Regions from separate parts of the Homo sapiens genome. Here regions 1, 2, 3 and 4 are each linked to region 5. The links are chromatin contacts, found by Hi-C or POLR2A ChIA-PET in ENCODE. All regions are on one chromosome and are shown on one strand. The core of a region is the stretch at or near the end of the contact, and the rest is flanking DNA. Distances in the headings are between cores, read along the strand shown. Region 1 has its middle 18 kb from the start of LCMT1-AS1. Region 2 holds the start of ARHGAP17 (Rho GTPase activating protein 17). Region 3 has its middle 18 kb from the start of LINC02175. Region 4 overlaps ARHGAP17 (Rho GTPase activating protein 17). Region 5 holds the start of LINC01567 (long intergenic non-protein coding RNA 1567).

What was found. A loop is a pair of places that touch in the nucleus more often than their neighbours do. ChIA-PET counts read pairs that join two places held with the same protein, here RNA polymerase II (POLR2A). Pooled maps may share reads with other maps.
Region 1: a map with no recorded cell type shows a loop between it and region 5 (2.3-fold over the local background). The contact joins the enhancer-like site here to the promoter of LINC01567 in region 5. A Hi-C loop is called at or near these places in 4 of 37 single-sample maps with no recorded cell type and 4 of 50 pooled maps. POLR2A ChIA-PET finds 5 or more read pairs at or near these places in 1 of 52 experiments (B cell).
Region 2: a pooled map shows a loop between it and region 5 (4-fold over the local background). The contact joins the promoter of ARHGAP17 here to the promoter of LINC01567 in region 5. A Hi-C loop is called at or near these places in 2 of 37 single-sample maps with no recorded cell type and 9 of 50 pooled maps. POLR2A ChIA-PET finds 5 or more read pairs at or near these places in 2 of 52 experiments (A673 and activated CD8-positive, alpha-beta memory T cell).
Region 3: a loop to region 5 is called in a pooled map, with 5 times the contacts of the local background. The contact joins the enhancer-like site here to the promoter of LINC01567 in region 5. A Hi-C loop is called at or near these places in 1 of 37 single-sample maps with no recorded cell type and 8 of 50 pooled maps. POLR2A ChIA-PET finds 5 or more read pairs at or near these places in 2 of 52 experiments (GM12878 and activated T-cell).
Region 4: a loop to region 5 is called in a map with no recorded cell type, with 2.6 times the contacts of the local background. The contact joins the enhancer-like site here to the promoter of LINC01567 in region 5. A Hi-C loop is called at or near these places in 1 of 168 maps with a recorded cell type or tissue (transverse colon), 2 of 37 single-sample maps with no recorded cell type and 2 of 50 pooled maps.

The regions. Positions count from the first base shown.
Region 1 is chr16:25,091,456-25,095,869 of GRCh38, reverse strand. It overlaps the pseudogene LOC100421173. Among named protein-coding and RNA genes, the nearest start is that of LCMT1-AS1, 18 kb to the left of the region's middle. Within about 2 kb of position 2,554, at least 5 of the 41 ENCODE cell types and tissues checked have a DNase peak (open chromatin) inside an H3K27ac peak, as active enhancers do; they include B cell, where a contact is called at or near this core.
Region 2 is chr16:25,011,834-25,016,919 of GRCh38, reverse strand. ARHGAP17 (Rho GTPase activating protein 17) reads left to right here and starts at 1,551. Exons shown (of 20, transcript NM_001006634.3): 1 at 1,551-1,711. The coding sequence starts at 1,659. It also overlaps the pseudogene LOC100421171. RefSeq lists silencers at 1,413-1,662, 1,743-1,792, 1,853-1,902, 1,963-2,012 and enhancers at 1,326-1,994, 1,995-2,663.
Region 3 is chr16:25,046,704-25,051,131 of GRCh38, reverse strand. No RefSeq gene overlaps it. Among named protein-coding and RNA genes, the nearest start is that of LINC02175, 18 kb to the left of the region's middle. RefSeq lists a silencer at 1,310-1,604. Within about 2 kb of position 2,356, at least 41 of the 41 ENCODE cell types and tissues checked have a DNase peak (open chromatin) inside an H3K27ac peak, as active enhancers do; they include GM12878, where a contact is called at or near this core.
Region 4 is chr16:24,977,026-24,982,012 of GRCh38, reverse strand. ARHGAP17 (Rho GTPase activating protein 17) reads left to right here. Exons shown (of 20, transcript NM_001006634.3): 2 at 3,008-3,047; 3 at 4,694-4,798. Among named protein-coding and RNA genes, the nearest start is that of ARHGAP17, 36 kb to the left of the region's middle. Within about 2 kb of position 1,757, at least 12 of the 41 ENCODE cell types and tissues checked have a DNase peak (open chromatin) inside an H3K27ac peak, as active enhancers do.
Region 5 is chr16:24,669,782-24,674,161 of GRCh38, reverse strand. LINC01567 (long intergenic non-protein coding RNA 1567) reads left to right here and starts at 3,100. Exons shown (of 3, transcript NR_122072.1): 1 at 3,100-3,235. It also overlaps a transcript of TNRC6A not described here.

The DNA.
Region 1 (4,414 bases), core at 1,305-3,804, 420 kb before region 5:
AGCCTATCAGCCCAGCTCCTGCACTCTGGCCAGGTGACATCAGCGGAGGTGCAGATGCGGGCAAAGCCTCTGCAGCAGCATTTGACAGATGATGCCCCGACCCACCAGGTCCAAGTCCAGCCAGGCTCCTAAGAGAGAGCAGAGGGGCAGGGATTGGCATCTGCTCCTCTGGGTATGGATGCTGGGGTGTTTCCTAAACTTTGTTGTACATTTTTAGCGAGTTTGATCTTTCCTGGAGAATTGTGAGGAGGAAGACTTGTTGGAAGAGTAGATGAAAGAGATTCTGTTTTAAGAAATTTAACAAAAAGTTCTGAAAAAGAACCATTAAGGGCAGGTTGCTGATTCAGCCCCAGTGGTGTTTTAGGGACACTTTTTGATCCTCCTTCAAGCCACCCAGTCATCCACCTGGTAGCAGTGCCATGCTCTTCCTGAAACAGTGGCTCCATTTCCTCCCTTGTGATACCCAGGATGCTTCCCATTGCCTGTAACACTTCATGCTGTTTGTGTTTTGGTGTGTGGAGATAACTAATGAAGAGGTTTCTCATTAGGAGTTTGTCGACTTTTGCTTCTGTGCTGCTGGCTAACTGTATGCATTTCCTTTGGAAACTATCCAGCCTTTCCTGTAGGACCACATTTTGGTTTTCAAGTTCTTTGATTTGTTGCTCCTGATATTCTATTTTCTTTTCCCTGGATGTTTCTGTGATTTTTTCATTGTCCTGTTTTAGTTCACCTGTATCCATTTCTAAAACTGATATTCTCTTCTTCAGATTTCTCACTGCCTGCCTCAAAAGTTCATTTTTATTCGTTTTTTTAGTGAGATTTTCTCTCAACGAATGTATTAGACTATTTTTGGTTCTGATGAAAAGGTTTTTTCCCTGAAGTAACCTATCTAAGGCATTTTGTTTCTCCTTCAGCTGCTGAATTTCTGAATGCATTTGCTCGTGTTCTTTTCTTTCTCGTTCTGCGATGGCAGCAATGGAATCAGACAGTCTTTGATTGTCTCCTTGGAGGGATCTAATGGTCGCATCTTTTTCCTGCAGTGATTTTCTCAGCTTCTCGATCTCTTGCTGGAGCAATTTAGAAGACTCACTTGATAGAGCAGACTCACTTGCATGAAGAGATTCTGCGGTGTGTGAAGAAAGTGCTTCTCTGGGGAGCTGGGGTAAAATATCCAGCTGTGGGAAGAGACTGTCTTTGCCGTCACAGAGCTGCCTGATGCTGTGCTGCGTGTGTGCTAACTCCTGCCCCAGGTTTTTGAGTTGAGTTTCACTCCCTTCATATTTTTGGATCAGATCTCTGTGGTTCATCTGACACTGAGAATCGTCATCACTGTCAATTAAAAGCTTTGCCTGAAGTTGACAAAGTTCCTCTTGGGATTGGGCTGCTCCCTGCTGCATATTTTGCACTGTGGTCACCAGCTTCTCTTTCCACACCTCCACTTTCTTAACTGGCTGTTTTAAGATATCGAGTTCTTGTGGAAGCCCCTCATACTGATTGTTAGTAACAGTTACAATGTTATGACCAGTGCTGGATGTTTGCAGAATTGTCGCTAAAGGCTGACATTTCTGACTTAATGCATCTGTTTCAATATCTTTTTCTTGATTGAGATGTGATGACTTCAGAACATTGTCTATAAACCTTTCCTGACCACTACTAGTGGGTGATTTTTTATTTTCCTCTTGTAGCTCACACAGGCCTCCTTCGTTGTCAGCAGTTACATCCATTCCATGGTGATACTCTCTTTCTAGATAGCTGTTTTCCCTAGCTACCTCTTTCCAAACAGCTGATAGTTCTTCTGTTTCCAAAGCAGGTGCTTGCAGTTGCTGCTGAAAGTGAGCAACACCCTTGGTGTCAGAGGCTGAAGCCGTTCTAGCCTGAAGGCCCGGCACCTCCACATCTTCCTGCTGGATGATGTGAGTGAGTTTGCCCACCTCACTGATGGACGGCTCATCCATCCATTTAGTTAAAGTCATATTCTTGTCATGTAGAACTTTAATCTCCAGTTCTTGTTCTTTTGTTCCTTTCACTAATCTTTCAGTTTCCAGTTTACATGAATCAGGCTTTTCAGTTCCATCTTCTGTATGAAGACACTCAGCTTCTGTTGTTTGAAAAACATCGTGGTCTGTTTGAATGTAGTCTCGTTTTCCACACAGGTGGGTTTTGATTTGTTGTTTTGCATTTTGCAAGTTCTTAATTTCTTCATCTTTGGCTGAAAAGCGCTGGGTGTGTGTGATATTCATTTGCTCTTGCTGGCATTTAAAATCATCCATTTCCTGTTTCTGGTCTTGTAAAGACCAAAGTAGTTGCATCTTACTGTGCAACTGCTCTTCAGTTATCTTTTGATATTTTATTTCTGCCTCAAAACTATTGTTGTTTCCTTTCAGTTGAGATACCTCAGTTTCTAGTTCCATAATTGGATCTGCTCTAGGCTTGGCCATAGGTGCGGTTTGACTATGTTGAAATGTCTCATTCAGTGGTTCTATGAAGACCACACATGCTTCAGTGTCCTTGATTTCACAGTTAGGGAACTCTTCCCCCTTATCTGTTCCCTGTATCAGCACATTTGAGATGTGGTTGATGAAGGAAGTCACATTGTTGCCCACTCGCGCCATGGAACGGCCTAAGCCAGAGCCAGGGCCCCCAAACCAGGAAGACATTGGTGGATCTTAGAACTGATCTGCTGTCCTTCGTGAAAAGCATCCAGTGCACTGGGATTCGCGTCCAGTCTGGGCAAGTCAGGGAGGCCCTGTCTTTTTTTTAAATTTTTTTTTTTTTTTAACTGAGACAAAGTCTCACTCTCTGTTGCCCAAGCTGGAGTACAGTAGTGCAATCGCGGCTCACTGCAACCTCTGCCTCCCGGGTTCAAGCGATTCTCCTGCCTCACCCCCCCAGTAGCTGGAACTACAGGCATGTGCCACCATGCCCGGCTAATTTTTGTAGTTTTAGTAGAGACGGGGTTTCACTGTGTTGGCCAGGCTGGTCTTGAACTCCCAACCTCGTGATCCACTCACCTTGGCCTCCCAAAGTACTGGGATTACAGGCATGAGCCACCGCGCCCGGCGGAGGCCCTGTCTTTAAAACAGACATTCACAATGAGGCGTTGCTAGGCAGCGCCTACTCAGAGGGTCACAAAGGGTAGGATGCTGCCTGGCAATGCACAGGCCTGGCCTGGGGCGTCACTAGGGCCAGACTGGTGCTCATGGGCCTCTGCTCATCCCCACACCTTCCCACCCTCAGGGTTGGCGCCCTCTCCCTCTGCATTAGTGACTTTCCTCTGTGCCACATGCAGCACCTGCCACCCAGCCACCAGGACAGCTGCTCAGAAACCCCAGATGCTTTTCCCTGAGTGTGAGTGTGAGCGTACATGTTAAGAAAAACATTGCCTTTCATTTTTTCTAAGTGGCACCGTACACTCCATATGTGTTCTGCATCTTGTGATTTTCATGCCACAGTTACTTTGTTAAATGGAGGTAAAAATTTACACTGTGCCACACACCCATCTTAAGAGTACAAATCAGTGGGTTTTGGCAAACGTCTACACCTGCACATAAGCACTACCCTAAGGAAGATAGTGAACATTTCCATCATCCAAAAAGTTCCTTGTCCCCTTTGAGATTCACCTTCACCCTTCTGCCCCAGCAAGCCTTGTTCTTGTCTCTGTTTCCATGGTTGAGTTTTACATGTTATTGAAGGTCACCACACAGAGTATCCTACGTGTACAATCCCTATACCTGGCTTTTTTCCACATGTGTTTCAGATCTCAGCAGGGTAGTGAGTTTTAACTCCCAAGCAATTGCTTCATTAATGAATGGATCCATCAGCCACAGTATATAAAGGTCCTAGTAGATTGCAAGGCACCAAGTTGGTGCCAAACACAAGGCCGATTTTCATACACTGCAATCAGCTAGAGGGTAGGCAGGTGGTGTGGGAGTGGCTGGAGGCCTGATGCCATTCGAGTATTGAAAAACTATCAGGCCAGGCGCGGTGGCTCACGCCTGTAATCCCAGCACTTTGGGAGGCAGAGGCGGGCAGATGACCTGAGGTCAGGAGTTCGAGACCAACCTGGCCAACATGATGAAACTCCGTCTCTACTAAAAATACAAAAAAAATTAGCTGGGCGTGATGGTGGGCACCTGTAATCCCAGCTACTCGAGAGGCTGAGGCAGGAGAATTGCTTGGACCCAGGAGGTGGAGGTTGCAGTTAGCCAAGATCGCGCCACTGCACTCCAGCCTAGCACACAGAGCAAGCCTCCGTCTCAAAAAGAAAAAAGAAAAACCATCAGTGGTTCTCTGTTGCTCCCTAGTTCCATGGCAGGCAAAGCCTTTCTTTGCAGCCACCTCCTGTTCTATCCCCTACTGAGTACACACTCCTCCCCAAACCCTTCTCCCCATGCTCTTTAGTTGTCCTGACTTA
Region 2 (5,086 bases), core at 302-2,801, 340 kb before region 5:
CTCTATGTTCAAATTCTTCAATTTTTTGGTAGACTCTACTTTTTCAATTTGTAGAGCTTGCATGAATAGTGTTTTCCTTCTCTTGAAGTTTAGAGAGATCATGTACTGTAATTCCTGAGCCACCTTGCTGTAACAAATTTTCCAGTTCTTCAATCTTTTCTTCCTAATTGCTTAGATTTTCTTGATGCTTACAACTTATTTCCCTCAATTTCTGTTGATGAACATTCTGTAATACTGATAATTCAAGCTGATGGTCATCAGTATCCTGACTTCTTTTTTGTTTGAGCTCCTTGATGATATTAATATTTGGTGTTTGTAGTTTGTAGATTTCATTTTCATCAAAACTAGTTGTTCCTCCTATTTTATAAGTCTGAGCAATACATTTCCAATGGCCAACTGGAGACTCAAGTTTTAGAACTTCATTGGACTATCTGTTTATTTCTTGTTATGATGAAATTATGTCATAAAAACCCATGTAAGCGTCGTGGAACACTGAAGCATGATGGGTACCACATGGAATGGAGGGGATGCAGTGTGGATGGGAACCTCCGGCCTTCCCTGAATGTGCTGACTCCAGGGCTGGCTGCCGGTCCTGCAACCGATCCTGTAGTGCTTGCTTTCTTGTTTTAGGAAGGCTCATTTCTACCTCTTTCTGTTGTAATTGATGTCGATAACTTTTAGTTTGCTGCCCTATCTGAAGCTCTGATGCTTCCTAGGTCTCTCCTAGGTCACTAAAAAGATCTTGAAGTCCCTCATTCTTTGATATTAAGAATTCCAAACTGGCATCAGTCTCCTTTATCCCATAGTTAGGGAGCTCTTTCCTTTTTCTATGACATTTAGGAGCACATTTGAGATGTGGCTGATGAAAGAAGCCACATTGCTGCCCATCCAATGCAAAGAAGGGGCTTACCTGGAGCCAAGGCCACCAAACCAGGAAGACATGAGTGTGTGAGCACGTGTGTTAAGGAAAACACACATTGACTTTAATTTTTTTTTTTTTTTTTTTTTTCGAGACAGGGTCTCTCACTCTGTTGCCCAGGCTGGAGTGCAGTGGCGCCATCTCGGCTCACTGCAACCTCTGCCTTTCGGGTAAAAGCCGTTCTCCTGCTTCAGCCTCCTGAGTAGCTGGGATTACAGGCGTCCACCACCACGCCCAGCTAAATTTGTATTGTTAGTAGAGACAGGATTTCACCGTGTTGGCCAGGCTGCTCTCGAACTCCCGAGCTCAAGTGATCTGCCCCCTCGGCCTCCCAAAGTGCTGAGATTACAACGTTGAACCACTGCGCCCTGCTAGAAACAGCTTTTCATACGTTGAAATAAACGAGAGGGTGACCGGGCAGCGTTGGGGTCGGGGAGGCCAGGCGGAGGAGGCCTAGTGGTCTTCTCGCCCGGGGCCTTCTAGCTCTTCGCCCGTGTCAGGTAAGGCACTGTTAGCCTCGGCTCGGTTCGACTCGGCTCTACTCGGGCTCAGCTCGGCTCGGCCAGACCTAGAGGGCGGGCGGGCGGTGCCACTGGAAGTGACGAGGCGAGGGCGGGGCCGCCGGCCCGGGGAGCCACCGCCGCGCCGCCGTTTGGGCCGGGAAGCGATGTAGTAGCTGCCAGGCTGTCCCCCGCCCTGCCCGGCCCGAGCCCCGCGGGCCGCCGCCGCCACCGCCGCCATGAAGAAGCAGTTCAACCGCATGAAGCAGCTGGCTAACCAGACCGTGGGCAGGCGAGTGCGCCGGGCAGCACGGGGGTCGCACCGGGGCTGGGGGCGGAGGGCGGAGGGCGCGGGGGCGGGACGGCTCCTCCGCGGTCCGGCGGCTCTGAGCTGGGCCGCAGCCCCTGCCCGAGACCAGCGGGGCACGGGCCCGGGGGCTGCGCCGCGCTGAGGCCCGAGCGCCGCGCTCCAGGCGGCCCGCCTGTCTCTCAGCGCCGCCGGGCTCCCGAGACCTGCAGGGGAGGGCCGCCGCCTCCTCCGCCACACCGCGGGGTCCCCTGCCCATTGTCCCTGCCCCGGGAGCATCGCCCTCGGGGAGTAGACCCGGTCCTTCTCCTCCCTTCCCGGGGGCCGAGCCAGCTGGGATCGCTGCCCTGGGCTCAACAACGGTGACTTCTGTCCCTAACGCTGTGCCGAGCGCTGTGCTGTGGGGGGCGGCAGTCCCAGGCTTTCCCGGTGCTCCCGCTGTTTGCGAGTCCTTCTCCTGTAAGTGCATGGCGGCAAGAAATGGCTAGAGGGACATGAAAGCCAGCCGGATTTGCTCAGTGAGTTCAGAACGCCCTTTGAGGGAATTCGGAGGTGGTGCTGTCTCAAAACCAGGGCTCCTAGGAACTGGACTGCTGCTGCCAGTTCTTGACATTTAGAAATTAGGAATTGGCGGAAAAGGATTATGGAGACGCCTTGCGCCAATTTAAAAAGTCTCACCTTAGGTTTGGAAACAAATGCTTCTTTATCTTCCTTTGCTACGGTTGAAGTGCTTAACAAGAAACGTTATTGATTATTAAATGGCAGGCTAGACCAGAGTTGGTAGATCAGGTTGTCAGAACAAGAAATGATTTGTGGTTTTTGAGAGTTTCTGGAGGTGACTGTCATGTGCTGTATTATCTGGGGCTAATATTTCAAGGTCTTTCAGGGCAGCTGGCTGTACTGTACCGATTTAGTGTTTATTCAGCAAAGAGATACGAAAGTATGAATTTCTCACAGCTCTTCTTTTGATTTTCTGTTTTTAACAGTTAAGGGGAGTTTGGTTTGGCTGAAGCACGTGGGACACTTCTTTTTTTTGAGTGTATGAAAATACTTTTACTTCCTCTCGAGTTTTCTAAATTTGCTTTTTACTGTTTCATTTCCTCCATCTTTTTGCTTAGTTTCCTTGTTTAATTTTTTCGATTCCCTACCGTATTATTGTGGTGAGAATTAACTCTTATTTTCAGGGTTAATCGCTGCCCCTAAAGCCCAGACAAACCTACTTTTCTGTTATTTGCAGGAAAATTAAAGAAATAATGCTGAGAGGAAGGTAGACGTGTGGTAATGGCGGCTGATGTTTCAAGGAACAGTTTACAAGCACATGATAATTTCTTGTGAGTTTCGTACCCTTGTTAGTGTTCTGAGCAACGTGCATTGTGGAACTAGTATTTAGTAAGTGCCAAGATACATTTGTCAAATAGTCGTTTGGCTTGTTTTTACATTGTTCGTGACAGGTAAGGGACTTTCACTCTTTTTATACAAAGTTCTGAGACTTAAATCTACCAAGCTATTTAGGGTCTCTTTGACTCCTGGGTCATCTTAGAGGCTTCTCCCTTCACACTTTTTTTTTTTTTTGAGACAGGGTCTCCCTTTGTCACCCAAGCTGGGGTGCAGTGGTGCGATCTTGTCTCATTGCAGCCTTGACTTCCCTGGGCTCAAGCGACCCTCTCGCCTCAGCCACCTATGTGGTTGGAACTACAGGTGGGCACCACCACATCCGCTAATTTTTGTATTTTTTGTAGAGTGGGGATTTGCCATGTTGCCTAGGGTGGTCTCGAACTCCTGGCCTCAACTGATCTGCCTGCCTTGGCCTCCCAAAGTTCTGGGACTACAAGCGTGAGCCACCTTGCCTGGCACCTTCACATTTTAAAATTCCGGCCATGCTTGCCTACCTTCAGTTTCCACAGGAGGTCTTGCTTTCTTACCTGCTAGCATCTACTTGGAACTCCTGGAAGCCTCTCCCACCACACCTTTTCTCCAGGCACCTCTTGCTCATTCTTCAGCCTTCTGGGAAAGGTCCCTCTGCCTCTGAAAGGCCTTCTATGATGCTACAGCATAGATTGGATGCCTCTCCTGGGCGTTCTTGTAATCCTGTGTAGCACTTGCTTTTCTGTGCTGTGACTGCCTCTTGTGTGTGTTCTCCATCAGATAAATACCTTGAGAGTCCTTGCTGTGTCTCCTTTGATTCCCAGGGTCTGCTGTGGTTCCTACCCCATGGCCAGGGTGCAGTAGACATTGTTAATTCTGGTATTTGAGTTCTTACTAGATCGCCTTGGTGGTGTGGGCCCGAGTATGGGAAAACATGAAGTGGATAGAGTAGATGGTGATTCATGCTGGAGCTGTAATTCTGGGCCTGACCTTTGACTGTCTTTAAAAATCTTTATTGCTAGATGCCAGTGGAAGCTGAAGCTATTACAGAACTATTAAGGGTGTGGCAATTATGCACCCAAAGTCAGAACATCTGTTTTTAACTGGGAAACCTGTTGCTTCCTTGCTGTTGATTTCCTAGATGTGTGTGTGTATGTGTTTTCTGCTTAAGTAATCAGAAAGGACTAAGGAAGATAAACGGAGGCTGGAGAGTGCCTAGAATTGTTACTGCTTGGAAGTAGGTGGTTGGTTGGCCCCAGAATCAGGATTCTGGGTGTTTTTAGGTCAAGATGAAGGCTACAAAGCAAAGGGTTTTTTTGTTTTCGCCCCTGCGATCTAGGTGGAGAAGGAAGTTATATATGTGAATGTCATGCCCATCGTGTTTTGGTTTATCAATTTGTGGAATTCTAGGTGGTGTCTTGCAGTGAGATATTCTCCTCAGAAGGGAGACCTTTGAGTACTTTCACTGTAAGGTTCCAGGGGAGGGACTTGTAGAGAATTAGTAATGCCTGGAAGGAATGAGTTCGCATGATGCAGTTTGTTTACGATGGGTGGGTAAGTCTATTTGAGAAGACGGCCTGAAACTCACAGGGGCAAGGCTTATGAGGTGGTCTCATGGTGTGAGTGTCCCAAAGAAGAGAAGTAGGATGGTTCTTTTAGTCCACCTGCCTTTTGTTGATTCATGCATTCAACAGACACTTGTTGAGCCTACACTGTGTCCTGTTATCCAGGGTATTAAAGAATCAAAGGTGAATACGGGCATGGTTTCTGCCCTGAGGGAGCTCAGGAGATACGTGGAAGAGGTAGGCAGGCAAAAAATAATTATATACATGAGATAAGTGCTTAAGAGGGATGGCTAATGCACAGAGCAAAACCCAGCTGTCATTGGATTGAGGGAGGTAACAAAAGCTTCCCAGAGGAGAAAATCTGAGCACCTTTCTCTGCCTTCATTTTCAAGCCCTTATTTCAAATATCTCTTGTATTGATTAGGTCTCT
Region 3 (4,428 bases), core at 1,107-3,606, 380 kb before region 5:
GCACACACCACCACACCCAGCTAATTTTTGTATTTTTTGTAGAGATGGGGTTTCATCTTGTTGCCCAGGCTGGTGTTGAATCCATCCACTGCCGCTTCCCAAAGTGCTGGGATTAGAGACGTGAGCCATAATGTGGGTTTTGAAACATACCCACCTGGATTTAGATGTTCCTACCCCTGAACATTTGTTTTATCCCTCATAACACTTGAGTTGTTTAAATGATATGCGTATGTGTACGTGTGTGTATCTGTTTGTGCGCATAAAGTCATGTGTTGCTTAACAATGGGGATGCATTCTGAGAAATGCATTCTTAGGTGATTTCGTTGTACAGACAGCACAGAGAGCACTTACGGAAACCTAGATGGTACAGCCCACTACACACCCAGGCTACATGGTATAGCCTATTGCTCCTGGGCTACAAATCTCTACAGCACATTACTGTATTGAATAATGAAGGCAACTGTAACACAATGTTAAGTATTTGTGTATCTAAACACAGCTAAACATAGAAAAAGTACACTACAAATACAGTATAAAAGGCTAAAAATGATCCACCTCTATAGGACACCTGCACTGAATGGAGTTTACAGGGCTGGAAGTTGCCCTGGGTGAGTCAGTGAGTGAGGGGTGAGTGAGTGTGAAGACGCAGGACATTACACTGTGTAAACTTTAAAAGCAGTGTATGCTAGCCAGGCACAGTGGCTCACGCCTGTAATCTCAGGACTTTGGGAGGCTGAGGTGGGCAGATCACAAGGTCAGGAGTTCGAGACCTTCCTGGACAACATGGTGAAACCCCGTCTCTTCTAAAAACACAAAAAATTAGCCAGGCATGGTGGCACATGCCTGTAATCCCAGCTACTCAGGAGGCTGAGGCAGAAGAATCGCTTGAACCTGGAAGGTGGAGGTTGCAGTGAACTAAGATCGTGCCACTACACTCCAGACTCTGTCTCAAAAAAAGAAAAAAAAAAGAAAAAAAAAACTAAGACACAATCACATACATTATCCTAGGCCTACACAGAGTCAGCACCATCAATATCACTCTCCACCACCTCTACATCTTGTTCCCCTGGAAGGTCTCCAGGGGCAATAACATGAATGGAGCTGACATCTCCCAAGATAATGATTTCTTCTTCTGGAATATTTCCTGAAGGACCTGCCTGAGGGCTTTTACAGTTAACTTTTTGTTAATAAGTAGTTGCTCTGGGTGAGTCAGCAAGTTGTTATTCTAAAATAACAATAAAAAGTACAGCATAGTAAATACATAAACCGTTAACACAGTTTTTTATCATGATCAAGTTTCATGTATTGTACATAATTGTATGTGTTACACTTTTATAGGACAGGCTGCACGGTAGGTTTGTTTACACCAGCATCCACATAAGCTCATGAGTGATGTACCGTGCTAAGACATTAGGACAGCTACGTCACTAGGTGATAAGATAATAGAGCTGAAAAATTCCCGTGGGACCGCCACCACCATATATGCGGGCAGCTGTTACCCGAAGGCATCACTGTACATGTATTTGAGATTGCAAAATTCAACTATGTTCAGCATTAAAATCTCAGATTTAGAATTTCAACTGCATGCTGCTTGTGGTCTGTAAGATATGGCACTACCTCCAACTTTAATTCTATTGTTCTTTTATACCTTTTAGTTTCATTTTTAGTTTCTATTTCCTGTTGGTTTTATTATTGGTTTATAAACGGAAGGCAGGAAGCAAAATCTTTTTTTTTTTTTTTTTTTTTTGAGACAGACTCTCATTCTGTCGCCCAGGCTGGAGTGCAGTGGCATGATCTTGGCTCACTGCAACCTCCATCTCCGGGGTTCAACTGATGCTCGTGCCTCAGCCTCCCGAGTAGCTGGGATTACAGGCACCCACCACCATGCCCGGCTAATTTTTGTACTTTTAGTAGAGACGGGTTTTCACCGTGTTGCCCAGGCTGGTCACAAACTCCTGGCCTCAAGTGATCCGCCCGCCTCAGCCTCCCAAAGTGCTGGGATTACAGGCATGAGTCACCACGCCTGGCCAGGAAGCAAAGTCTTAAGGGCAAAAGACGCTGTACTGAAACAGAGCTAGGCTTCGTCTCCCTTCCTCCTTTCAGGGCTGTTGCTAGTATACAGCTAATGTGCCAGGACTTAAATAGTAGCTGGGATTACAGGCACCCACCACCATGCCCGGCTAATTTTTGTATTTTTAGTAAAGACGGGGTTTCACCGTGTTGCCCAGGCTGGTCACGAACTCCCGACCTCAAGTGATCCGCCCGCCTCAGCCTCTCAAAGTGCTGGGATTACAGGCATGAGTCACCACGCCTGGCCAGGAAGCAGTCTTAAGGGCAAAAGACGCTGTACTGAAACAGAGCTAGGCTTCGTCTCCCTTCCTCCTTTCAGGTCTGTGGCTAGTATATAGTTAATGTGCCAGGACTTAAATGCTGAGTCACCTAAAAAGCTGAGCCTCAATCCTCAATAACCAGGAAGACTCATATAGGCTGCAATTCCCTTCCAGAGGAGACTGCCCGTGTTGCCTTTTGCTTTCATCTAATGTCTCTTTACTTTACAAAGAATAATATGATCTAAAATCTGTCTCTGTTGTAAGCAGTCACTGAATATTGGGCAAAGCATAAATGGCAAAGGGAGCAACATTCACACGAAGGTAAAAGAAATGGGGAAACCCAATCAGAAAATTCTCTTGGATCAATGTTCTGTATCTAACTCAACAAAAAGCCAGTAAATACAGAATATCATGCAAGATGCCACAGACCTGAGTAATACCAAAGTACTTTGGGAAAAGAATAAAACCCTTACCACGTATTGCAAATATTATATGGTTTGCCTGTACATTTTCTTAATGTATTTATTTTTCCTTTGTAGTAAGTGCATTTTGTGTTCTACTCACAAAATATCTGCCCACCCCATGGTTGCAAAGATATTCTCCCATGTTTTCATGTGTAAGATTTACGATTCTAGCTTTTATGTTTAGGTTTATGAACAATTACCAACTAATTTGTGTGTATGGCATGAGATGGGGTGAAGGTTAATTTCTTTCCTCATGTGAATATCCAGTTGATCTAGAATTATTCATTAAAAATAATTTCCTGGCTGGGCAGTGGCTCACACCTACAATCCCAATACTTTGGGAGGCTGAGGTGTGAGTACTGCTTGAGCCCAGGAGTTCGAGACCAACCTGGGCAACACAGTGAGACCCTGTCTCTACAAACAAAAAACAACAAAACATTAGCTGGACATGGAAGTACACACCTGCATTCCCAGCTACTTGGGAGGCTGAGGTGGGAGGATCACTTGAGCTCAGGAGGCTGGGGCTGCAGTGAGCCATGATCATACCACTGCATTCCATCTTGGGCGACAGAGGAAGACCCTCTCTTAAAAAAAAAAAAAAGAAATTAAATGACTTTCCTTCCTTCCACCAGAAAATTGACTTACTCGCTCTGGGCAAAAATCAACTGACAGTACGTATGCAGGTCTATTTCTGGACTCAGTTTCACTGATATATTTGTCTATTGTGATGTCAAGACCAATGTTTTGATTAGTGTAGCTTTATAGTAAGTCTTAAAATTAAGTGGTATAAAAAATTAGCAGTTTAAGTTCTCCAACTTTGCTCTTTTTTTTTTTTTTTTGCTATTCTAGATATTTTGCATTTCCATATAAATTTTAGAATCAACTTGTTAGTTTCTTCAAAAAAAAAAACAAATAGGATTTTAACTGGGATTGCATTGACTCCATAGATCAATTTGGGGAGAACAGACATCTTAATATCAGGTCTTCTAATATATGAACAAAGTAACCTCTTCCTTATTTAAGTATTTATTAATTTCTCTCACCAATATTTTAGTGAGAGAGTAAAAGTATTCTCTCACAATACTTTTCTGGTAAAGGTGTTTTCATGTCTTTCATTAGAGTTATTCTAATGATTTTTGATGCTACTGTTTTTATGCTGTTTTTCCTTTTTTCTTTTTTTGGGACAGGATCTCTCTGTCACCCAGGCTGGAGTGCAGTGGTATGATCACAGATCACTGCAGCTTCAACCCTCCCAGTCTCAAGCTATCCTCTCACCTCAGCCTCCCAAGTAGCTGTGACTACAGGTACTCGCCACCATACCCAGCTAATTTGGTTCACTTTCTTGTAGAGACAAGGTCTCACTATGTTGCCTATGTTGCTCAAAGTCCTGGGCTCAAGGGATCCTCCCACCTTGGCCTCCCAAAGTGCTGGGATTACAGGTATGAGCCACCGTGCCTGGCCTGATGCTATTGCAAATGGTATTTTACATTTTCATATATATATATGTTTCATGTATATATGTGTGTGTGTGTGTATTTACAACATATATATATCTGATAAAAATATTCCAGGCTGGGCGCAGTGGCTCATGCCTGTAATCCCAGCACTTTGGGAGGCCGAGGTGGGAGGATCGC
Region 4 (4,987 bases), core at 508-3,007, 310 kb before region 5:
CTTTTTAAACAGTACATTAACATTTTCATATAATATATTCAATATAGTTTTCAGCCTCCAGACCTTTTCATGTAAAGTACCTCTAAAGCAGAGGGTCCAGTTAATTTGAAAAAAATGGCTGGAAATACACTGATTTTCTTTACATTTTAGATACTCTGAGGTATGTTTTCTGTTGTGCATTTGTAGAGCTTGACATTGGACCAATTCTTTAAGTTAGGCACACTTCACCCCTGGCCATATCAATCAAGCATGCTACTTAAAAGTGTAAGTAACATGCTATTTTTAAAAAACCTCAAAACTGTGATTCATGTAGTTTAAAAAGTCAAATAATATAGTAAAAGACTTACCACAAAATACGGTGGGTTCACTCCCTACTCTCTGAGATTTCCCAACTCCAGAAGCAACTACTTTGAAATATTAACAGTTTATTGTGACATTTATTCATATTCATAATTATAAGTAATATGTGTAAACTATCGTTTGGGTTATCAAATTAGTTACTGTCTGTTGACTTTCTGTTCTGATAAATGAGGGTTTAGGGCCCTTTCCCTCTGCTTCTGCTCCCCCCATCCTTTCAATACAGTTATAATTTTTCATTGTATTACTATTTGATATTTATATTATGTCCAATCAATTATTTGCAGCTGAGCATACTAGTTACTATGACTATCTTTATGTTTCCAGTGGACTTTTTGTTTTTCCTGAAGTTAATACTTGCCTCGTTTTTATGTTTGCTTTATTTTCTTTGTGGCTGTTGCAGCACTGTGCTCATAACTGTTTAACAACTGCCAAGCTCCTATTTGAATTGTTTGCAGTTGTTTATGTTTTTGATTTCAAGTACCAGTGTGAGGTTACTGAGCAAGGAGTTGGGAGAAGATGCACATGGTTGGTTGGTCTGAGTTGGCTCTAGCATACCTCTGAGCTATTACTAACTTTCCCACATCTGCTTATAGCCCACATTGGGATTGTAGAGCAAGTTCTTCTCTTCTTCTGTTATTTTTTAAAAAATAATTTGCTCTGAAAAAGGACATATTTGTTCTGATTCTCAGGTTGAATCTCTTTTTTTGAACTTGTGAAAATTTTAATAGGCCTTGAGACTTCTCTGTGTATACTCGTACTTACAGAAGGAAGTCATTTTAGAGTTGAGGTGGATTCTGTGAGAGGTATACAGGGCCCTGTCCAGATTTGGGGGTTTTGGCTAGGGAAGAAAGGCAAAAGTTACCCATTCCCTGGTGGCATTTTGCTAAAGGAGGGATGAGGCATTGGCGAGAGGAATGGGGGCGTCTAATGGTGAAACTATGACGATCTCATGCCAGGTGTGTTCTTGCTAGGCTGACTGTCAGGTTTCTTTTTGAGTCTGGTTCTTTGACCTCATGGTCAGCTGGGGCCCTGCTTCCCTTCCCTAACTGGTATGACTACCTGTGTTTGGCTCTTCAGCAATGCCTGGCACCTTGCTTGCCAAGCAAGGTCTAGGGTAGCATATGTTGGCCTGTTGCTGGTGGAACCTTTTCATAGAGTTGAAAATTGGCTGCCTCTGGAAGCTGGGGCCTTGGCTTTGTCTCTAGGCCCTGATCCTCTGGCCCTGGGAAGTATTTGAGTCAGGTCAGCATTCCAGTTTCCTGCAGAAACTGGTGAGTGAGCCACCCTGTAGGCATCTCCAGGTTGACTGGGACAGTGCCATGATGACAAGTGTTAGAATCCCCCATGGCAATGCCCTGTTCTGGCTAACGTGCCATTGCCTTAAGTGTAGACTGGAGGAGCTGTGCGCTTCTTTCCCTTGCCCACAGTTGGCACTACTCTGAGCTTAGCAGCATTTCGAGGTCATTCTAGGGGTCTCATTTACTTTCTGGCCCAAGAGCTTTTCCTGCTCTTGCATTGGTTCCCGGCCAAGATCATACAATCCCTGTTCTGAATTTCCGGTTCATTGACAGCCTTCCCCTGACTCCCTTCACTGTTCAGAGCTGAAACATACTTTTTCTTTCTCTTTTAAAAATTTCCTTCACGCCAGGCGCGGTGGCTCACGCATGTAATCCCAGCACTTTGGGAGGCCAAGGTGGGCGGATTACTTGAGGTCAGGAGTTCGGGACCAGCCTGGCCAACATGGCAAAACCCTGTCTCTTCTAAAAATACAAAAATTAGCTGGGCGAAGTGGCACGTGCCTATAATTCCAGCTACTCGGGAGGCTAAGGCACGAGAATCGCTTGAATCCGGGAGGTGGAGGTTGCAGTGAGCTGAGATCACACCACTGCAGTCCAGTCTGGGCAACAGAATGAGACTCTGTCTCAAATAATAATAATAATAATAATAAAATAAAAATTATTATGGTCTGACAGTTGAGACTCCGCCAGCTCGGAATGCCCCCTTCTGATTGCTGGCCACCGTGTTGGTTTAATGGAAGGGTTGATGAAATTAGTAGTAGTTCAAAGCATAGCAGAGAAAGTTGTGGAAACACTTAGTTTCTTTTCAAAGTAAGGATGGAGAGGAAATTTGAAGGAGGAACTAATTGTTATTGTGTGTGGTGGTCTAGGCTTGCATCTTTGCATAACGTTTCTGGTTGTGAACTGAAGTTTAAGCTTCTGTAGAACAGTGTTTTCTCAAAGCCATGTCTCTAGACCTCCTGCAATGGAATTCTGAGCAAGGAGTGGCTGTTAAAAATGCAGGGTCTATTGAATTAGAATAGAATATCCAGAGGGACCTGGGAAATGGCATTTTATATCAGCACCTGCTGCCCTTGGTGATTCTGTGCCTGCTCAAATTTGAGAACCACTACTCAGGATCATTTGTTCTTGTTTTGGGCTGCTATTCCCCACAAAGTTTTGCTTAGTTATTTTTCTTTGGTTTTGCTTAAATTGCTCTCTGATGTAAAAATTGGTAAACTGCCCCTGCCAACCCTTCTAAATTTATTTCTGCCTGTTTTGCTTTAAACTCCAGGCTAATAATTATTAAATTTTAGGAGTTGCCTTTCATTTTTGGATTTCTAACTCTGAATTTTTAATTTTTCCCACAGAGCTGAGAAAACAGAAGTCCTTAGTGAAGATCTATTACAGGTAACAAAATATAGTCTCCTTTAAATGATCTGTTTAAAGGATGGAAAAAAATTCCTATGTGAGAATTGAGGCCTGTGGGCTTTTTTTTTTTTTTTTTTTAACCAGAAACAGAATAAAATTAATTAGTGTGATTTTGAGCAGGAAAGAAAACAGTTTTGTTGCATGATGATGAAAAGGGGATCTGAAACCCAGCTACCTGGGTTCGAATCTCACGTCTGCGCTGGTTAGCTTTGTGGCCTCAGGGATTTACTGAACTTCCCTGCGCCTCAGTTTCCACTTCTCTAAACTGAGGGAAAGGCCTTATCCACCTCACAGGTTGTTAGGAGGGTTTAATGAGTTAAGCAGGAACAGCACTGGGAACGGAGCCTGGCACGTGGTAAGTGCTAGATATTAGTGATCTATTATTATTACTGCCACTGCAAGCCACAGAGACTGTCTGTTTCTGACGTGAAACATCCCTTGATTTGCCCTGTGTTCTTCTGCCTTTTTTTCAGTCTCTGTTAGAGCAGTTGTGTGGCATTTCCCCAGGGGGCTGTGCATCCCAGCGGGGCAGAACCAGCATTTATTTGCTGTTGATTCTTGAATACCTTGCACAGGAACTCAGTAGACATGGGCCCTCTCAACGAATATTAAATGAGCACCTTCTGTTTCTGTGAAAGATAACGTCCCAGGCACTGGGAGAAATCAGTGAACAAAACAGATCCAGGCTTCTGTCCTTGTGGAGTTTACATTCTAGTGGAAATTGGAATCAAAATTAAATCATGGAATTTGTTCATTTTTTGCTTTTCTCTGGTGGCAAATGAATGTGGATTAGTTTTCTAATGTTTGAAAATCTGGTCATTGCAAGATTTGGGGAAGGTAATGTGGAATCTGCTCCTAAATCTCCCATTGCCTGCCAGCCCTGAGTCCTGGGGCTATGGGCTTGGATCTGAAGAAACGCTGCCCTTTTGAGAAAGAGGCACAGACCATCTCGATGCGTAAAATGGTTTGGGGTCAAATGTATTCTGTTTTGAATTTGTTGATTTATCTTTAAAATAGAAAGCATCCCAAAGGGCCTGCTCTCATTCTTCATGAGTCATCAGAATACACATTTTTGGCATTCCTTCCTGTAAAAAGCGGCTCTCTTTGCCATAAACAGCCATATTCTAGCAATAGTATTTTGGGAAGCTGCTTATGATGCGTGGGTCCCCTAAGTCAGTGTTTCTTATTGCTGACTGTCCATTCTGCTTTAGAGGTTTATTTAAAACACACACACACACACCCCAAACCCAATAAGGAATAATTTTGAAAACACAGATCTTGCAGTTAAATTGTGGAACGTTTATTTTGCTGCTTCTGTCTGATGTACATTGTGTGGAAGGCTCAGTTGCCATGAACTGGAGAGAGCTCTTTGGCATCTCTGGTTTTTTCCAGTTGGCAGTGGGTCTGGGCCCGGATCATTCATTTTCATTTCTGCCTGGTCCAACCTGGTGCTTTTCTGGTGCTGTAGTGTGTAAACTGACTGGCGCCACTCAGTGTGATAGCAAGGTGTAGCCAAGATCATCCCTTTTCCCTGCATGTAGATTCAGCCATGCTTTTCCTACCAGCATGCAGACACCACAAAAGAAAGAGGATGAATTTGTTCTCTTTTGTCTCTGCCTTGTCAGATTGAGAGACGCCTGGACACGGTGCGGTCAATATGCCACCATTCCCATAAGCGCTTGGTGGCATGTTTCCAGGGCCAGCATGGCACCGATGCCGAGAGGAGACACGTGAGTATCAGATGTGACTCAGACCCACAGTTCCTGCGTCTCTCTGAGGCTTTTCAACCCCTGGATTGGTTGGTTGTCCTAAGTGGCATCAGTGGATCAGCCTTTGGTGACTTCTATCACCAAGCACGCTCATGACACCTGCGTGACCATAGCATTCTTTTGTGTTTAAGACATCGCTGGGCTGGAAGC
Region 5 (4,380 bases), core at 1,851-4,350:
GAGGTCAAGGCTACAGTGAGCTATGATCACACCACCGTATTCCAGCCTGGGCGACACAGCCAAACCCTGTCTCAAAAAAAGAAAAATAAAAAAGATCATAGATTAGAGACAATGGTTCCCAGCTCCCTTTCCTCTGCTGCAACTATGATGGAAATGTTTTGGATGGTATCTGATGCCAAGCTCTTCTGAGAATGTTACCTGACGTGGATGCACCAAGCTGCACGAGGGTGAGGACTTTTGTCATTGACAACTGTATCACTTCAGCTAGTGCCCATTACACGGTTCTCACGAAAATATTTCTTGAGGCCGGACATGGTGGCTTATGCCTGTAATCCCAGCATTCTGGGAGGCCGAAGTGGGTAGTTCGCTTGAGCCCAGGAGTTCAAGACCAGCCCTGGGCTGGCAAAAGTCTGTCTCTACAAAAATTAGAAAAATTAGCTGGGCACAGTGGCGTAGGCCTGTAGTCCCACCTTCTTGGGAGGCTGAGGTGGGAGGGTTACCTAAACCAGGGAGGTTGAGGCTGCAGTGAGCCGTGATTGCACCACTGCACTCCAGCCTGGGTGACAGAGTGAGACCCTGTCTCAAAAACATAAATAAATAAAATAAATTTCCTGAATGAGTTGTTGGAAGATTGTTTCACTGCTCGAGCTGGTGGGATTCTCACACCCTGCCAGAATCTACTTCCTTATCTTTGCCTGGGACATGGCCCCTTGCAAAGTGGACCTACAGGCATCCCTCGGTGAGCGAAGCCCTGTCTCTGGGAAGGCTGTGGAACACAGTTCCAGAACATAGCTTTGAAGCCCAGTGGACCAGATTTGAGTTCACTTTGAAATTTGATAGCTGTGTGACCTTCAATCTTGGTCAAGTTACTTACTTTTCTACTTACCCTCAGGACTCTCATTATCAAAGTTTGTACACACACAGAAAAGTTGAAAGAATAGTACTATCTTTTTTTATTTTTATTTTTAATTTTTAAAAAATTTTTGTAGAGAGGGAGTCTTGCTTTGTTGCCCAGGCTGGTCTCAAACTCCTGGCCTCGAGCAATTCTTCCACATCTGCCTCCTGAGTAGCTGGGACTACAGGTGTGTGCCATCACACCTGGCTAAGTTTTAAAATATTTTTTGTAGAGATGAGGGTCTCACTATGTTGTCCAGGCTGATCTTGAACTCCTGGGCTCAAGCAATCCTCCTGCCTTGGCCTCCCAAAGTGCTGGGATTACAGGTATGAGCCACTGTGCCCAGCCAGAATAGTACTATTGATGACACAATGATGAACTATCTAGGTTCAAAAATTGTTAATATTTTGCTGTATTTATATGTAAATACATGCATATGTATGTAAGTATATCTACAAGTAAGTTACAGGCATCATGACACTTCTCTAAATACTTCAGCCTGTATCATCTAAGAAGAACAGGCCAGGCACAGCGGCTCATGATGCCTGTAATCCTAGCACTTTGGGAGGTTGAAGTGGAAGGATCACTTGAGCCCAGGAGTTGGAGACCAGCTTCAGCTATATGGCAAGTCTCCTGTCTCTACAAAAAATAGCAAAAATTAGCCAGGCATGGTGGTGCATGCTTGTAGTCCCAGCTACTCAGGAGGCTGAGATGGGAAAATCGCCTGAGCCCAGGAGGTTGAGGTTGCAGTGAGCCGTGATCACACCACTGCACTCCAGCCTGGGTGACTTCGTGAGACCCTGTCTCAAAAAAAATAAACAAGTAAAAAATAAACAAAGGGCCAGGCGCGGTGGCTCACGCCTGTAATCCCAGCACTTTGGGAGGCCGAGGAGGGCGGATCACGAGGTCAGGAAATTGAGACCATCCTGGCTAACACGGTGAAACCCCATCTCTACTAAAAATACAAAGAAAAAAAAATTAGCCAGGCGTGGCGGCGTGCGCCTGTAGTCCCAGCTGCTGGGGAGGCTGAGGCAGCAGAATGGCGTGAACCCGGGAGGCGGAGCTTGCAGTGAGCCGAGATCACGCCACTGCACTCTAGCCTGGGTGACATAGCAAGACTCCGTCTCAAAAAATAAATAAATAAAATAAAATAAACAAAGAACACTTTCCTACACAAACACAACTCCCGAATCACTCTTGAAGAGAATTAAAAATGATTTCCTAACACAATCTCACATGCTGTCCATATTAAAATTTCACCAACTGTCCCTCAAATGTCTTTTTATGACTGTTTTAATTTTTCTGGTCAGGATCCAATGTAGGATCAGAAATTGCATTTGGTTTTTGTCTCTTTACTCTTTTTTTCTAGAAAAGATTTCTACCCTTTTGTAAGTGACACTGATTTTTATTTTTTAATTTTATTAAGACAGGGTCTCACTATGTTGCCCAGGCTGGTCTTGAAGTCCTTGGCTCAAGCAATCCTCCCACCTCGGCCTCCCAAAGCGCTGGGATTACAGGCGTGAGCCACTGCACCTGGCCTGACATTGATATTTTTAAGAGCTCATCCAGGCTAGTTGTCATGGAAACATCTCACATTTTGGATTCGTGTGATTGTTTCCTCGGGGTGTTTTCTAGGCTCGATTTCCCCATCTGTGAAATGGGCGCAGTGACAGTAGCCACCACATGGGTACCACATTCTACTCCCCAGGCAGTGCGAGAACTGCAGGGCATAGTGCCTGCACAGCGCCTAGTGCAGTGTCTGGCACATCACGGATGCTGAATAAATGAGCCATTGCCATCACCATCATTCCAACCAGCATCCTCCACCTCATCACCACCAGCATCTTCAGCACCCCAGAGTCCAAGCCGCGTCAATGCGCAAACTTGTCTCATTCTTTCCTCACCCTTCTGGAATGTCTTATGCCCCTCCTGCTCAGTTCCCTCTCTCCTGGAGACCTTAAGCGATGAAACTTAAGCCGTATGAATCTCTTAGCCCCTCCAGCAACTGGAGTTTAGCCTCACCCATCTTCCTAAGGACAACCTCTCTTTTTTTTAGAATCACAATTTTCTGACCCCAAATGGTTTAGACACAGTGAGGCATTAACGGTGTCATGTCCACCCAGGGAGCAGGCGGGTGCTTCGTCATTGCTGGTGCTGGTGGTGGGTGACCTTGGCGCGGAGGCTGTCGGTGCGGCAGCTGCTGCAGTGCTGTCGGAGGGTTGCTGGGGAAAGGAGATTGGCTGGCGAGGAAGATGAGGAATGTGCTGCCAGGAGACTGGGATCACGGCCAGATGCTAATTACGATGGCCTGGGGGTGCTGGTACCCCCTGTCAGCATCATGTAAGGAAGTGTGGGGGCTGGCGGGAGTGGGGGAGGTGAGAGAAACGGGCAAGGTGAGAGGGACTGACAGGTTGGAGAGATCCACTTGTTCCCCAAGGGTCCACCCTCCCTTCAGACCCAAGCTGTCTGGGAGAAATTGTGGCTGTCACCATAGCAACAGCAGCAGCTGATGCGTGATGCACAGTGTCTGTTAGAGAAGCTCGGTCAAGCTTGTACCAGTATTTTTCCATCCGAATCTCATTTCTTCAGTGAAATGAGAGAGATCGGAGGCTGGGCAGGGCACAGGTGGGGCCAAGCAGGTATTTGGAGAGGGAGTACAGACAGGAGAGTTCTCAGATAGTCTACTGAATTTGAAAAGAATACAGATTGAAGAGAAGCAGATTTTTACATTACTAAGACATCATTTAAATATCCAGACTGCTTCCAAATTCCCTTAAATTATACATGAATTGCTGAAACAGCAGCCCCGTAGCCTCCAGAAAGGTGCAACGCATTGCATCTGGGAGACCCTTGCGGGAAGGGTTGTTTCTGCAGTCCTGAAGGGCACCAACCTGGGAGTGAGACTGACCTTAGACTCCCAGCTCTGCCACTTCCCAGCTAAGTGGCTTTGGGCAAACTATTTTCCCACATTAAGCCTCAATGTCCTCATCTGTAAAATGGAGATAATAAGAACAGCTGGCTGGGTGTGGTGGCTCACGCCTGTAATCCCAGCACTTTGGGAGGCCGAGGTGGGTGGATTGCTTGAGCTCAGGAGTTCAAGACCAGCCTGGGCAACACGGTGAAACCCCGTCCCTTCTTAAAATACAAAAATTAGCTGGGCATGGTGGCATGCACCTGTAGTCTCAGCTACTAGGGAGGCTAAGGCATGGGAATTGCTTGAGCCTGGGAGGTAGAGGTTGCAGTGAGCCAAGATCACGCCATTGCACTCCAGCCTGGGTGACAGAGTGAGACTCTGTCTAAAAAAAAAAAAAAAAAAAAAAAAAAAGTAGCTGCCTCATAGGGTCATAACGAGAACAAAATGAGTGGATGCATATAGCATTAAGCCTAATACTTGGCTCATATAATGAACCCAGTAAATGGTTGCTATTATTACTATAACAACTACTTCTATTACTGTTGGTGCTACTATTACTATTACTACTCTT